Linked DNA regions of Homo sapiens: region 1 is linked to region 2. The links are chromatin loops, found by intact Hi-C in ENCODE. Cell type or tissue: Panc1. All regions are shown on one strand. Each heading gives the region's core, and the rest is flanking DNA. Links, peaks and the distances in the headings are about the cores only. Region 1 has its middle 110 kb from the start of GPR6. Region 2 overlaps FIG4 (FIG4 phosphoinositide 5-phosphatase).

Evidence for each region. Hi-C counts contacts between places; a loop is a spot of excess contacts. Peaks named below come from ENCODE experiments on the same cell type or tissue, not always from the same donor. Only the 100,000 strongest peaks of a DNase experiment are listed, where the experiment ranks them.
Region 1: it touches region 2 in a loop (2.0-fold over the local background); 7 of 110 quality-filtered maps call a loop at or near these places.

What each region holds. Positions count from the first base shown.
Region 1 is chr6:109,862,691-109,871,313 of GRCh38, forward strand. No RefSeq gene overlaps it. Among named protein-coding and RNA genes, the nearest start is that of GPR6, 110 kb to the right of the region's middle. In Panc1, for the core only: a CTCF peak has its summit at 3,510; no DNase peak of the experiment used is centred there; H3K27me3 peaks cover 320 bases.
Region 2 is chr6:109,701,683-109,709,682 of GRCh38, forward strand. The region is part of intron 1 of FIG4 (FIG4 phosphoinositide 5-phosphatase); the gene reads left to right. Among named protein-coding and RNA genes, the nearest start is that of FIG4, 14 kb to the left of the region's middle. In Panc1, for the core only: a CTCF peak has its summit at 3,694 (motif pointing right); a DNase peak (open chromatin) is centred at 3,709.

The DNA.
Region 1 (8,623 bases), core at 283-8,282, 160 kb after region 2:
AGCTACTCAAGAGGCTGAGGCAGGAGATTCACTTGAACCAGGGAGTCAGAGGTTGTAGTGAGCCAAGATCGCACCACTGCACTCCAGCCTGGTGACAGAGTGAGACTCCGTCTAAAAAAAAAAAGAAAAAGAAAACCATATTATGTAGCTGGGCATGATGGCTCATGCCTGTAATCCCAAAACTCTGGGAGACTGAAGTGGGAGGATGGTTTGAGGCTAGGAGTTCAAGACCAGCCTGAGCAACATAGCAAGACCTCCATCTCTACAAAATTAAAATTAAAAAATTAGCTGTGCTTAGTGGTGTGTTCCTGTAGTCCCAGCTACTCAAGAGGCTAAGGCAGGAGGATCACTTGAGCCCAGGAATTCAAGGCTGCAGTGAGCCATGATGGTGCCACTGAATTGTGGTTTGAGTGACAGAATGAAACCCTGACTCTTAAAAAAAAAAATTGTATTATGGCTGCCTCTGGTCAGTAGAATTGTGGGTGAATTAAAATTTTTTCTACATATTTTCCTGTAGTTTCAATTTTTTAAGCAATTTAACATGGGTTGATTTGAGATTAAAAATTATGTTAAACATTTTCTGTTTTACAAATCAGATCATTCCAGCATGGTACAGCTATTCTGGAAAGGAAAGAGCTTATGTATCTATCTCCATATAGAGCTTGAAATGCTTCAAGAATATTTTCTGTTGAGTCTATAGTTGGATGCTTAGGACTTTGATACTGAGAAATCCTGGGTACAGAGAGAATAGAATCAACTTTGAAGTTAATGTAGTGAGCTTATCTAGTTCTGCTGGGACAAAGCAGAAGAGAATGTTTTATTTGGTACAAGCCATTAATAAGAGAAAACAAAGCAAAACAACTGGAGGTAACTAGAAGGTAACACAAAAAGTTAGTGTTTGATTTTGACATCAAACGCTTCCCTGGACATTCAAGACTTTATGCAACCACTTTCCAACCCTGGCATTACTGGGAAAGAAAATTTCAAATGCTATTTTATAGCACTGGATCTGACAAAGACTCTTCCATCAAAACGTCAGTCAAGCTTCTGCAAGCCCTTTGCTTGACTAGGCCAGACTTTGGGCTTCCCTCTCTGTCCTTGTATAATAGAATCCAGTTTTTTTTTTTTTTTTTTTTTTTGAGACGGAGTCTAGCTCTGTCACCCAGGCTGGAGTGCAGTGGTGCGATCTCAGCTTACTGCAACCTCTGCCTCCTAGGTTCAAGCAATTCTTCTGCCTCAGCCTCCTGAGTAGCTGGGATTACAGACACCTGCCACCACACTCAGCTAATTTTTGTATTTTTAGTAGAGATGGGGTTTCACTGTGTTGGCCAGGCTGGTCTTGAACTCCTGACCTCATGATCGCCCTTCTCCTCAGCCTCCCAAAATGCTGGGATTACAAGCATGAGCCACCATGCCCGGCCAGAATCCAGTTTGAGCAAGAATCCTGCTAAGCCAAATTAACCAAGACCCCTACTCTGGTATCTGACCACCCTTGCCTTCAGCAATAAACTGTCAAGTCAATTTAGCCAGAAACACCTTATCCCTGACAATTCCTCATAGTAATTTTCCATCTATTGACCTCCACCCTGCTCCTTGTAATAAATCCCTACTTATCCTTTTTGGAGCCAGAGTTGAGTCCAGTCTTTTTCCCTCACTACAAGACCTGATGCCAATCACCATGGACCCCTTGCATAAAGCCTACCTTGCCATCTTTGACAAGTATCATGAATAATTTTTCTTTAACAGATCAAATGAGGTAATACTCCTTTAATTAAAAACTGTTATAATTAAAATGTCACAGCTTTTCCTGATTCTTACAATTAAAGTCTGTTAGCCTCATTCTGGGGAAAGATGATGAATTTTAATTTTTCAATGAATGATGCAGTATGTGAAGCTATGAATGTGGAAGGCAGTGACGTTAACACACAAGATCACTGCTGTCACTTTTCCTGAGGGCCTGAGCCATGAGCTGCTGCTCTTCATAGCACAGATATAGGTCAGCAGTTCTAGGACTGTGACCCAGTCCCTTAACTCCTTGCAGGAGAGGCAGGGACATACAAAAAAATAAAACTGTGGCTGGTAGATGTGGTGGAAGAGAAAAGTAAGACGGGGAGACAAAAGGGAGGGGGCAGTGGTCTTGTCGAGAGAGGCTTGGAGCTGCATGTTGTCACCCAGATCTATAGTGTCTTAGCTTTGGGCATGCTTTTAAGAGGTGGGGGCAAGAACTATATGGACAGTGAAACCCTGCCATGCATGCAAGTGAAGTCTGAAAATTTCAATTGTCCTAATGTGAGTGGATAAAACCATTTTTTCAGTCTGTATTCTCACAAAAAGCACAGAAATAAAGTGAAACTTATATACAACTGACTATACAAGGAACTCAAAGTTTCAGATGATCAAGGCTATCTCTTCCTAAGGCCTCCATGCCCACCCTTCCTAACTTTCCGTCTCCCCAGGAAGACAACATCTTCCCACCCTTTGAGGGCAGGGCTGCTCTGAGGATGGGAACCATTCACAGTGTAGCCAAATTTCTCTTATCCATGTTGGCTCCACTACTGGGTGTGTTACTGGGAGTTTACCATGGGTGTAGGGATGAACTGGGTGGAGCTCTGTTCTTCCCATTGCCTCCTCTGTCACTCTCCCAGAATCCTCTGAGGCCCTTGAGCCTTTCCGGTGGTGGCATTGTGGTTGTTTTCCGGGTTGATGGCCTTCCTCTATCCAGTCTTCTGGGCTCATGTTTGTTTTACTCATTTATTCATTAACTCATTTGTTCACCAAATGGGCACCTGTCCTGTGCAAAGCAGGTGCTATGAGCTAGAGCTACAAACAGAAATAAACACAAGCTCTTGCTGGCTCTTTGAGAATTCACCATCTTTAAAAGTACAAATACAAGGACATATCAAGCATTTAGTGTGCACCAAATGCTGCTCCAAACATTTGATATGTGATGACTCAATGGATTGTCACAACCCCCTTGAAATAAATAATGTTGTCATTCCCATTTGATGCAAGAGGAACTGAAGCCCAGAGAGGAGAAGCAACTTGCCCTACATCACACAGCTTCTAAGTAGAGGAACCAGGATTCAAACCGGACCTTCTGGCCCTTGACCGTGAGTTCTTCACCACTCTGCCCAGACTCTACTGTCTCTCACCAAACCCCAGGACAAGGTAGGGCTGCTCTGGGACATGTATAACAGAATGTGGCAAAAAGTTTTGGGAAAAGAACTTTCCCTGGGAAGTCCTTTGAAACAGCACAGAGAATGTTGACACGCAACAGCTTAATGGGTGGACAACTGGGGGCAGAGGCAGTGGTCATGTCAGGGCCCCACCTGTTCTAAGGCTGTGGGAGTACTGGGGCATCTCCAGGGAGCAGCAGCAATTGTACCTTTGGGAGAGGAGGCAGTGATGTCTTAGCGGCTTCAGTAGCTGCGGGAGGAAGGAACACCTGCAATACCAGACACCATGGGAAGGCTGCAGCGCCCCTGCGTGGCATGGGGGTGCAGGGACCTGGGCAGCCAGGGGATTATGAGCATTTGTGAGATCTACCTGTGGTCCCAAGATGTACCTGAGAGACTCCTTGGAAAGGAGCAAGGATGCCCCAAGTTGAGAGGTGGAAAAGAGCAAGAGCCCCACTATTTCTTTTCTTTTCTTTTCTTTGATTTCTTTTCTTTCTTTCTTTCTTTTTTTTTTTTTTTTGAGACAGAGTTTTGCTCTTGTTGCCCATGCTGGAGTGCAATGGCACAGTCTCGGCTCACTGCAACCTCTGCCTCCTGGGTTCAAGCGATTCTCCTGCCTCAGCCTCCCAAGTAGCTGGGATTACAGGCACACACCACCACACCCAGCTAATTTTTGTATTTTTAGTAGAGACAGGGTTTCACTATGTTGCCCAGGCTGGTCTTGAACTCCTGAGCTCAAAGTGATCTGCCCACCTCAGCCTCCCGAAGTGTTGGGATTACAGGCATGAGCCACTGTACCTGGCCAAGCCCAATTATTTCTAACTGGTCATTTTGCCCCAAGCTTAGTGAGACCTATGGAAATACAGTTTGTGTCTAGAATTTCAAGTTCCACCCTATGGAATTGTTCTGCTTTCTTCAGAGACCTGAGCACAGAAGCTTATATGAAATTAAGTGGCACCCACAGTGACAAGAGAAGAGCAAATGGCATAGAAGCAACATTGCCTCTCCTCCAGCCTGAAACCCTCAATGTCTAAATGGGGAAACTGAGCCACTGGGTGACTTCCAAATCACCAAGTCAGGACCCTCACCTCTTGCCTGTGTTCTTTCATCTGCATTTGATGCGATATATCATCAGACCACAGCCTCCTTGGGGGCAGGATAATTCCTTACCTTTCTTTGTGTCTACCTCAGCACTAACACACGCCTAGTATTTAATGTTCAAGGAAAACATGCTGAATGGATGCATGACTGGCGGTTGTTCTAGAAGAAGTACAGCCAGAGAAGTGTGTGCCTGTGGCTACTTGTTGTGGCCTGAGCTCTCATCTGTTCTCAGCCTGTGTATGTGGCAGGCAGGCATGGAACAGCAGCCACCACAGCAGTCCTCTAGCCACTGGAAAGATCTTACCTCCTAGAAAGTTCTGGTTTAGCAATTTACCTTGCACTTCCAGGAAAAAGCTTCATGAAAGAAAGGGGTTTTGGTCTCTTTTCTTGGCTGAGACTCTGACCTGACTGTTCAGAAGGCTGCTGCAGGAATGTTATCATCGGCAGACTGCTCACAAAGTCGCTGTGTTTGTCGTCCAAGGGGGTCACGTGACTGTGGGAGCACATGCATTTCCAAGTCAAGCTGTGGAAAATTTGCTAGGGAGAAATGGAAATACTCAGGCAGTTTCTTCATAATACACAACAAAAATACAGAAAGCCCCTTGGCTATATTTTTTATGGGTAGAGATTATTTCTCCACTTTTTATTTTTAACTATATCTAGTAAATCAAATCTTGCTCATGGATTTTTTTTTTTTTAACAACCCGTGAGTGCTGATAGGTGGAAGGAGAGTAACTAGGAATTTAGGAGATGTAGGTTTAACATCTCCTAAATTACCACCATTGTCACCTACTTGTGGTGTGACCTTGGGCACCACAGTGGTCCTTTGGCCACTGGAAGGATCTTACCTCCTAGAAAGTTCTGATTTAGCAATTCACCTTGCAATTCCAGGAACATGCTTCATGAAAGAAAGGGGTTTTGGTCTCTGAGCTTGGCTGAATTAGCAAATTCTTATGTGTGGCTTAGAGTTTCTTCTTCAATTTCAGTGCTTCCTTCAGATCTTTTTTCCTAAAAATTACTTGTCAGTTTAGCTTGATTCTGACCTGTTGCTGCAATATATGTCTCAGTAACCTGAAAAAAAAAAAAAAACTCTGTTTCAACCAGTGATCTTGGCTCTGCCTCCCTCTGCGGGAGCCAGATTTATTTTTGCTCACGGAGTGTTTTTCCTTCCCTCCCTGTTTAGTGGTTTATTTGCTGCCATTAAGTACACATTAAGCACAGTTTTGTGGTTTGAGTGTTTTTTTTTTTTTTTCTTATTTAGCCAATATCATTCAGTTCTGGGAAGCAAAGATGCTCATGATGTTGGTTTGAGCCCAGGAAATTCAGTGGGGGTTGGGGGGAATGTCCTAATTCATACAATTACTGTATTAACAGCCTTTCAGTAAGTTGCTATTAAAAAAAAAAAAAAAAAGTCAGCCAGGCACGGTGGCTCATGCCTGTAATCCCAGCACTTTGGGAGGCTGAGGCAGGCAGATCACCTAAGGTCAGGAGTTCAAGACCAGCCTGACCAACATGGAGAAACCCCATCTCTACTAAAAATACAAAGTTAGCCAGGGGAGGTGGTACATGCCTGTAATCCCAGCTACTTGGGAGGCTGAGGCAGGAGAATTGCTTGAACTGGGAGGCGGAGGTTGCAGTGAGCCAAGATCGCACCATTGCACTCCAGCCTGGGCAACAAGAGAGAAACTCCATCTCAAAAAAAAAAAAAAAAAAGTCACCCGGGTGCAATGGTGTACTCCTGCACTCCAGCTACTCAGGAGGCTGAGGTGGAAGGATGGCTTGAACCCAGGATTTCTGAGCTTTAGAGGGGCCAGGAATTCACAAGGTCAAGAGGATGTGTGCGCTCAGAGCCAGTGTGCTCCCCTTCTGGGCCAGGCACCAGGTATATGGGACCCAGTATTCCCTATCCCAGTAGCCCTGGGCTCACTTCTGGGCCCTGAGTGGGCCCCTTCCCCAAGGCATCCTCCCACCCTGACCCCTGTGCTGGTGCTTGTACCCCTGAGGCTAAGGGGTGGCTGATGGTGGCCATTTACAGGTGTGTGGGCATGCATGTTGGGTTGTCCACATGTGTGGGCTCTGAAAGCAAGGGTGAGATGATGCATAGGCCAGCCCTTGAAGGTCATTCAGGCATGGCACTGAGATTTTAAATTTGAACCTGGCCCTTCCACGGTGTCCTGAGATATATTTGTCAAAATAGAAAGAACATACTTTACTTGGCAGTTTATTTACTTGATTTATAACTCCTCAAAAGTTGGAGGCACGGTATGTGGCCTTCCTTTGTATTCCTTCCCCAGTTTGCAAATGTTAGGAGTGGCCCGTGAAGGTTGAGAACCCAGAAAATCTGAGACAGGTCTCAGTTACTTTAGAAAGTTTATTTTGCCAAGGTTAAGGACACATGCCTCTGACAGCCTCAGGAGGTCCTGATGACATGTACCCAAGGTGGTCAGAGCACAGTTTGGTTTTATACATTCTAGGGAGATATGAGACATCAATCAACATATGTAAAATGAACATTGGTTCGGTCCAGAAAGGCAGGACAACTCAAAGTGAAAGTGGGACAACTCAAAGCGGGGAGGGGGCTTCCAGGTCACAGGTAGGTGAGAGACAAACGGTTGCATTCTTTGAGTTTCTGATTAGCCTCTCCAAAGGAGGCAATCAGATATGCATTTATCTCAGGGAGCAGAGGGTTGACTTTGAATAGAATGGGAGGCAGGTTGGCCCTAAGTAGTTCCCAGCTTGACTTTTCCCTTTAGCTTAGTGATTTGGGGGCCCCAAAATTTATTTTTCTTTCACAAGGTTTAGAGTTCAGTGCTCAGGTGTACACAGTGCTGCATATGTAAAATACACAGCCCAGCCTGTCCTCGCATGTCAAGGGGCTTTCTGCATTTTTGTTGTGTATTATGAAGAAGGTGCCTGAGTATTTCCATTTCTCCCTAGCAGATTTTCCACTGCCTGACTTGGAAATGCATGTGCTCCCATGGTCACGTGGCCCCCTTGGATGAACACAGTGACTTTGTGAGCAGTCTGCTGATGCTGACACTCCTGCAGCAGCCTTCTGAGCAGTCAGGGGAGTATGAACAAGATATGCTTCTTTTGTGAAAAAAATTTCTAAAAGCACATGCTTCCTCGGCACTTACTCATTCTTCCTTTGAGTCCATGTAGGTGCTTATTTCACGGTATTTTGCAGAAATTTGTTTATATTCCTGTCTCCCCTCCTAGGTTCTGAGCTCTTCAAAAACGGGTACTGTGTCTTGGTTCTCTTTAGATTTCCAGCACCCAGCTCTGTGCTCCACAGACAGATAATGAGCATCATGGTGCGATATAATAAATAAGATATATATTTAGTCTTTCTCTCTGGTTGCTGGCTCAGAGCTCTTAAAACCTCCGAATTTCCTGAGTGGTAGGAATGTCTTTTGTCTGCTAGTGAGTGGACTCAAGGGGTGGGGTAGCAGCGGTTATAGCTTCAGGGTGGCGGCTGATCACCAGAAAAATCAATCACATGATTAGAGGGTTAGAATGTTCAGCTCTACACTTCACCGCCCCCATGAAGGGGAGAGGCGTTGGAGTTGAGTTCAATCACCAATGGTCAATGATTCGATCAATCATGTCTAAGTAATGAGGTTTTGATTGACACTATGAGCCTAAGGGAACATCTGGGTTGATGAACACATCCACATGCTGGGCAGGGGTGTACCCCATCACTCCCCTGATACTGTGCCCCATGAGTCTCTTCCATTTGGCTGTTCCAGAGTTTATCCTTGATAATAAACCAGTCATTGTAATTAAAGTGCTTTCCTGAGTTCTGTGAATTGTTCTAGCAGATTACCAACCCTGAAGTGGAGACATGGGAGCCCCCAAATGTGTCTCCAGGTTAGACAGAAGTGTAGGTAGCCTGGGGACCTGGGACTTGTGACTGGCGTCTGAAGTGAGGGCAGTCTTGTAGTACTGAGCCCTTAAGCTGTGGGGCCTGCACTGTTTCCGGATACTTAGTGTCAGAATTGAATTGAATTGTTTAACACCCAGTTGGTATGAGAGAATTGGTTGGTCTTGGGACACTATATTTGTTGTTGAAAAATACCACCACGTATGTACTAGACTAATAATTGAGGCAAAGCATAAAGCCTGAATTGGCTCTAACTGCAGAATTTACTCCAATTTTGTTAAATATTAAGAATTATATGGCAGTTTAACATTCCTTCTGTTGAAAGATAGGGTCCATGTCCCTTCCCTTGGATGTGAACAAGTTTATAACTGTTTTAACCAAGATTGTGTAGTGGAAGTGACACCATTTACCATCATGGGTGACAATTGGCTGGGGCCAGTGTTGCAGGTGGTAAAATAATTTA
Region 2 (8,000 bases), core at 1-8,000:
ACCCCCATCACAGAAAGTAGAATAAAACAAGAACCACATGGTGAGGAAATGCACCTTTCTTAATTAGCCTTGATTTGTGTAATCAGTGAATGGGAGAGAGCAATATAGGGTGTAGTTGACTAAGGATTGGAAAAGGAAACCAAAGTATATAAAGTGAGAGAGAGAAACATAGCGATTATATTAATAACTGGTTTAGAGTGTGTGGTTGGAGGTGACATTCACATTTGTTTCTACAGAGGATTTGAAGCTTCCCCAGAGTAAAGCCCTGAAGGTCAAATGGATAGACTTGCAGACCTCTCTTGAGACTCACTTCCCCCTTCTGGGCGGCATTACCCAATTACTGGGATTACTGGACTAAGTGAGGAGGCAGGCTTGCAATACTGTTAGATTGGGAGAAGCAACTTCATGGTGCTCTTTACAAATAATACATTTAATCTGAAAGTTCAGGTGAAGTTTAACATGAATTGAAGCTGTCATACAACCTAAAATTTCTTTCAAGAAGGCTGATTTTCCTCCCTCAGATGAAAAGTGAGTGATTAATTAGCCTGTCATTATAAAAGAAGATAATGTTAGTAGATACTGAATTTCCTGTTAAATGGATTACCTATTGTATTCTATTTGGATTTCACATATATATTTTAGAAATACTCATCTTTATACCAAGTCACCTCTATTAAAGCTATATTGAAATTGTAAGCTTTTGCCTGAACAATGACACTTAACTTTCAGAAGAGAGCCAGCTTAGCTCATCTTCTATCTTAACAGGTATTATTTCAATGTAGCTTTTCTCTTTGGTATCCTAATTCTCCACCTGAACTCCTGCCAAATCCCAAGCCCCAGCATATCTACAAATACACAAACCTTTTCCCTAGTGGTGTTGATTCGTAGGCACCTACTTGCATGTATATATGCCTTTAGGGAGTCTGGCTGAGGCATGCCTGATCTATGGAAATCCTGTGTGCTCCAGTTACTGCTCCCTTTCCTTCCCTATTCTTGGATATTTTATTTATCTCCTTTCCCTACCATTTGAACTAGGGGCCCTTTGCTTCTTCAGACTCTGCCAATACTTGAGATGACTTTTCTGTCTTCTTTCAATCCCTAGTTCTTACTACAAATTTGTAATAAATTGAACCCTGACTTTCCCCTAGATGTAAAAATCTCTCAACACATTCACACCCCTTAAGTATTCTTCTGGGTTTCATCTTGAAGCAATGGCTTTAGTCCGGACTGGATGCTCCCAAGGCCTGCACTACAGCCGCCATTCTGGGGTTTCCCTTCACCGTTACCCTATATCATACTCTCTATGACAGTTTCCCTGTTTTCCTGGATCCCATCACTTCCTGTTTCTTGATTATGGCCTCGTTTTGGTAGAGTACTTCCTTTAATTACTTCATGAGAAAGGGTTCATAGAAGTTCATTTTTTTTTTAAGCCCATGAGTATCTAAAAATGTCCTATGCCACCCTCAGGTTTGATTGATAAAATAAATACTGAATTAAGGATTGGAATGAATTTTCCTTTAGAGTTTTGAAGGCCTTATGTCATTCTCTTCCACCTTCCAGCATTGTTGCTGAGAGCTTCTAATGTTACTCTGTTCTTGATCTTTAGTTTGAAGCTTGTTTTTTTTTCTTTTCAGAAGCTGTGCTAACTTCTTTTTGTGCTCTCTTCTTTTTATCTTCTTCTGACACTACAGAGGTATCAGGGGCTTCAAATTCCCAAGCCTTTTGGAGGTTCTATTGTGTAAATTGGATTGCTTCTTGACTTTACCATTGCCAGTTTAGGAGTCAGCTTTGTTACACATGCTTTTCAGTTTCAAATGGTTTTTATTTTTCTCCTTTATCTTCTTTGTTCCTCCTTTTGCTCTTGGGGCTTGAGCCTAAAAACAAACATAAAAAACTTTACTATGGTTTTAGTAAGATGTTTGGGAGGACCAGAGGTGTCCACTCCTCCATCTTTATCCAGGATTCTACCTGTTTTGCACCTCAGACATCTCTGTTGTGGATCTTGCCCCCTCTCTGTCCCTGAGACTGCCCACAGAAGGGCCACTCACAAGCGCCTGTCATCAGATGCTCTGTCCTTATCGACTTGACTTCTCAGCAGCATCTGATGTGACTGCTTTCTCCTTTCCCAGATGATCTTTCTTTGCTTTGACGAGTCCACCTCGTGCTGGGGTTTTCTCATTCACCAGCCATTCCTCCCAATCTTCTCAGCTGGTTCCTTCTCCGTATCCAGCCTCTAAATAATGGAGTTCCTCAGGCTAGCTTTTTTGGGCTCTCGTCACTCTCCCTACTCTCTCTAGTAGGTTTAACCCAGTCCCATGGCTTTAAATGCTGCATACATGCTGATGGCACCCACTGAGCTCTTTTACCCACTGAGTTCTCACTTGGCCTCTCTGGGCATGTTGTGAACAGAACTCTTGGTTTCCCTTCAAACCTGTTTCTTCTCCAGTCATCTCGACATCAGTAAGTGGCACCATCATCTAGCTATCTGCTTAAAGGTAATTGGATCTATTACTCTCCTTCCTGATCCCATCTACCAGTAAGTTATATATCCAAAATATATCTTCAGTTTATCTTTTTCCTCAGGCATCGAGCCTAGTGCCTGACACATATGAGGCATTTACTAGTCAGTGGTCCAATGAGTGACATCAATAGAAACACCAAGAAAATGTATGTAAAAAAATGTGGGCTTGGGGCCAGGCATGGTGGCTCATGCCTGTAATCCCAGCACTTTGGGAGGCCAAGGCAGGTGGATCATTTGAGGTCAGGAGTTCAAGACCAGCCAGGCCAACATGGCGAAACCCTGTCTCTACTAAAAATACAACAACAACAAAAAAAATTAGCCACGTGTCATGGTGCACGTCTGTAATCCCAGCTACTTGGGAGGCTGAGGGAGGAGAATTGCTTGAACCTGGGAAGCCAGGACGCAGAGGTTCTGGTGAGCCAAGATTACACCACTGCACTCCAGCCTGGGTGACAGAGTGAGACTCCATCTCAAAAAAAAAAAAAAAAAAAAAAAGTAGGCTCTTTAAAAATGGGGAAGTCATGAAAAACAAAGCCTGATGAACTATTCTAGATTAAAAGATTTAAAAAGATGTAACATAACTTTACATAAAGATAGGTAGTACATGATCCTTGATTAGATTCTGGCTTTATCAAATCCAGCTATAGAGGGTATTATAGGGAGATGGGGGGAAAATTGGAATATAAATTGTACATATATATTGTATTGATGATATTATGATTATGTGTTACGATACCTGCAACTCATTTCCAGAGGTTCAGAGGAAGAAAGCATCTATCAGGAGTGGGGGAGGGAGAAAACAAATGCAACAAAATGTTAACAGTTGGTGAGTCTAGATGAAGGGTATATGGGTGTTCGTTGTACTGTTCTGTTGTCTTTGAAGATTTTTTTAAATTAAAAATTGGGAAAAAAATCAACAGTGGAGAAAAATTTAGTGGAGGGAAACTTTAGGGAAATTTTTAATCCCCAAAATGCTGAGGTCCATTTTGAAGCATACTATTAAATGTAACAAAGGCTGAGGATATACAGTGTTGATATATTCAATAGGAAGGAAATAAGAACGAGTAGAAACAAGGCCTTTCTGGAAGTTACCTCTTAAAAAATTGGTGTGAAAGTGGATGGTCAGCTGCCCACCAGAGGGCAGTGCAGGCAGTGATTCCGCGGTCTACAGTAGGCCAGCTGAAAAGCAGGGGTTTTCTTTCCCTCATAACTGGCTCCACATGAGGTCGCTATTCTCTGCACAAAACGTTTTTAGGATTCTTAGACTGTTTGAGAAGAGAGAGAATGCGGGTAGGTATAGTGCTTCCCATTTCTTTCCCTCCACTCTGATCTATTTCCAGATTCTGTGGGTTTTAGCCTTTGGCTCCTCTGATTCATGGATTCTTTGGAAGGATCTAGATATTGGAAGTACAGATCTGCCTTCCTAAGTATGTGTTTCGAAGTCCAATAATGCATTTGCCCATGAGCATGTCAGGATTTATATCTGTTTTTAAAATCACAAACTGCCAAAGTATCATCCCATTGCAATTAATCTTTAGGTTTCGTAGGATTTATTAAAATTCTGTACAACAAACCCCTGTGACATGAGTTTACCTATGTAGCAAACCTTCACATATACCCCCAAACCTAAAATAGAAGTTAAAATTAAAAAATAAAATTCTAGGGAATTTCATTTAGGGATTTTACCTCTTTTAAACCTAGGATGTTCCTCCTTACTGAGTGGTTGACTTAAAAGAGCCATTTTTCTATGTGCTTACCCAGAAAAGCTGGGTTAGTGTAAATGTCTTAGAAAATTACCCAGCACATGAAATGATTACTCTGTGGTACATAGTTGTTCTTTCACCTAACACTTAGCTAATGCCTGAGGCACCATATTGTGCTACTAGACTAGGAAATTAAAATCCACAGAGGTTAAGGAGTTAGCCCCAGTCTCCCGAGGTGCTTATAGTAGGGGGCAGACAAGCCCCAAACAAATTTAGACAAGACTTTCAGAAGTAAGTACTACATTTAGGTAGAAACAAAAGTGCTTTGGGGAGAACAGGTGATGAGTAGGGATTGGTGCAGGTGGACATGGGTGGTTCACTGGCCTTGTCTTGGCTCAGTGCCCAAAGTCCTGCTTAGAGGTTCCTCAAGGCCAAATTCAGAATCAGGACAACACCAGCCTGCTCTGACCATCCCCAGATAAGTCAAATGCCCTTCCTGTGTTCTCATGGCATCTAGTTCATGCCTCTGTTATAGCATGCTATTCATGATTGTCAATTTGCATGCTCTTCTCTCCCGAGGACATAGACTGACTACTAACAGATTGGCGCATTTTCCCATTGTGAGTCCATTCTGGTCCTGAACATGCTTTCCTCCCTTTGGGCTACTCTCTGTTTTCCTCTGGCGTTTGTCTTTTTCCTCAAATACAATGGCATAGTCTCACTGACATCTTACAAAGTGAAGGACAGAAAAGGAACTAACACTTATTGAGTGTCTTTTTTGTGCTGACTGCTGTGGTCACTGTGTTAGGTGCTTTGTGAACGAACATTTTCTCGCTTATTCTTGTGCCTGTAACAAACATACCATCTTCTTCCCTTTTCAGTTCTTTGCAATTGCTATTTCCTCTCCTAGAAGCCATTTTTTAAGTCCTCAAGAAGGGCTCCCTTTTCTGCTAACAAGCACGTATAGTTTACAAACCATTCTTCTTAGGTGAACGCTGTTAGATTGGTTACCCCCTCTCCTCTCAGTGGTGGGTAGGGTGTCAGGGACAGGAATTAGCTGAAGCCTGGCTGAGATTCTTTGACTTCCTTTCTCTTCCTGTTTGCCTGTCTGTCTAACTGCACCCCCAGTACATCGAATCCTGTCACTGGATGTCCCAACTTAGTTTACTAATTTTTATTATAATTGCTTTATTTCTACCTCATTATAACTCATAGTGTCATCTAGACTGTACCTCTCCTAGGAGATGTGGGATTGAATTTCTTGACTAGCTTTCTTCTTGAGGTCAGGCTAACCCATCATTTTTAACAGATTGTTTTGCTCTTCATAACTTATCAGTAAATCAGGCCTTTATAAACTGATGTGTGTGTGTGTGTATATATATATATGTGTGTGTGTGTGTGTATGTGTATATATATATGTATAGGTATATATATACATATATACATACATATATACGTGTATATATATATACATATATACACATATGTATACATACATATACATATATACCTATACATATATACATATATATACATATATATACACATATATACACATATATATACTTAATAGTAAAAATTCCATGTATTTCTACAGATTTAAAGTTAAAACAGTATATCCAAGTGTTCATGTTGTAATATACAGTAAATTCTTACCTTTTAAAGTGTTACCTATTCTTGAAGGTTCAATTCTAGACCCAACTTGTCTGACATTTTTCTCATCTATAGTAAGCCACATTAATCTTTCCTGCGCTGATTTCCTATGGTCTACATGCTTCATTTTGGCCTTTAATATCGAAAGACTTGTTTGTTATTTAGTTGCTTTGTGTATCTACACCTTATATGTCCAATAGTAAATGGCACAATGTGAGTTGATTATGGCAGTGTTTTCTCAATTTTTGCAATGTTTAAAAAGTGTCACTTTTTAAAGGACTTTTTGAAGCGAAATATCTTTATTTTTGCTAATGAAGTACTTATTTTTTAGATATAATTTTAGAATAATTCATTTCATTTAGTTTTTCTTAAAAGCATTTTCATTTAAATATATTTTTCTACATTTTGATTATTCATTTTATTCTCAGTATTCTTTTTTTTTTTTTTACTTTTAAGTTTGGGATACATGTGCAGGTTTGTTACCTAGGTAAACCTGTGTCATGGGGGTTTGTTGTACAGATTATTTTGTCACCCAGGTATTAAGCCTACTACCCACTAGTTATTTTTCCTGATCCTCTCCCTCCTCCCACCCTCCAAAAGACCCCAGTGTCTGTTGCTCCCTCTGTGTGTCCATGTGTTCTCATCCCACTTGTAAGTGAGAACTTGCAGTATTTGGTTTTTTGTTTTTGCATTCGTTTGCCAAGGATAATGGCCTCCAGCTCCATCCATGTTCCTGCAAAGGACTTTTTTATGGCTGCATAGTATTCCATGGTATATATGTACCACATTTTCTTTATCCAGTCTATCACTGATGGGCATTTAGGTTGAATCCATGTCTTTGCTATTGTGAACAGTACTGCAGTGAACATACACGTGCATGTGTCTTTATAATAGAACAACTTCTCTTCCTTTGAGTGTATACCCAGTAATGGGATTGCTGGGCCGAATGATATTTCTGTCTTTAGGTCTTAGAGGAATTGCCACACTGTCTTCTACAATGGTTCAACTAATATACATTCCTGCTAACAGTGTATAAGTGTTCCTTTTTCTCTGCAACCTTTCCAGCATCTGTTGTTTTTTGACTTTTTAGTAATAGCCATTCTGACTGGTGTGAGATGGGCTTTCATTTTGGTTTTGATTTGCATTTCTCTAATAATCAGTGATGCAGAGCTTTTTTTTCATATGATTGTTGGCTGCATGTATGTCTTCTTTAGAAAAGTGTCTGTTCATGTCCTTTGCCCATTTTTTAATGATTTTTTTTCGTGTAAATTTGTTTAAGTCCCTCACAGATGGTGGATATTAGATCTCTGTCAGATGTATCGTTAGTAAAAATTTTCTCTTATTCTGTAAGTTGTCTGTTTACTCTCTTGATAGTTTATTTTGCTGTGCAGAAGCTCTTTAGTTTAATTAGATCCCATTTGTCATTTTTTGCTTCTGTTGCAATTGCTTTTGGATCTTCATCATGAAATCTTTGCCTGTGCCTATGTCCTGAATGGTATTGCCTATATTGTCTTCCAGAGTTTTTGTACTTCTGGGTTTTACATTTAAGACATTAATCCATCTTGAGTTAATTTTTGTATGTGGTGTAAGGAAGGGGTCCAGTTTCAATCTTCTGCATATGGCTAGCCAATTCTCCCAGGATCATTTATTGAATAGGGAATCCTTTCCCCATTGCTTGTTTTAGTAAGGTTTGTCAAAGACTAGATAGTTGTAGATGTGTGGCCTTATTTCTGGGTTCTCTATTCTGTTCTATTGGTCTGCGTGTCTGTTTTTGTACCAGTACCATGCTGTTTTGGTTACTTTAGCCCTGTAGTGTAGCTTGAAGTTGGGTAGCATGATGCCTCCAGCTTTGTTCTTATTGCTGAGGATTGTGTTGGCTATTTGGGCTCTTTTTTGGTTCCATATGAATTTTAAGATAGTTTTTTCTAGTTCTGTGAAAAATGTCAGTGGTAGTTTAATAGGAATAGCATCGAATCTGTAAATTGCTTTGGGCAGTATGGCCATTTTCACAATATTGATTCTTCCTATCCATGAACATGGAATGTTTTTCCATTTATTTGTGTCATCTCTGATTTCTTTGAGCAGTGGTTTGTAGTTCTTGTAGAGATCTTTCACCTCCCTAG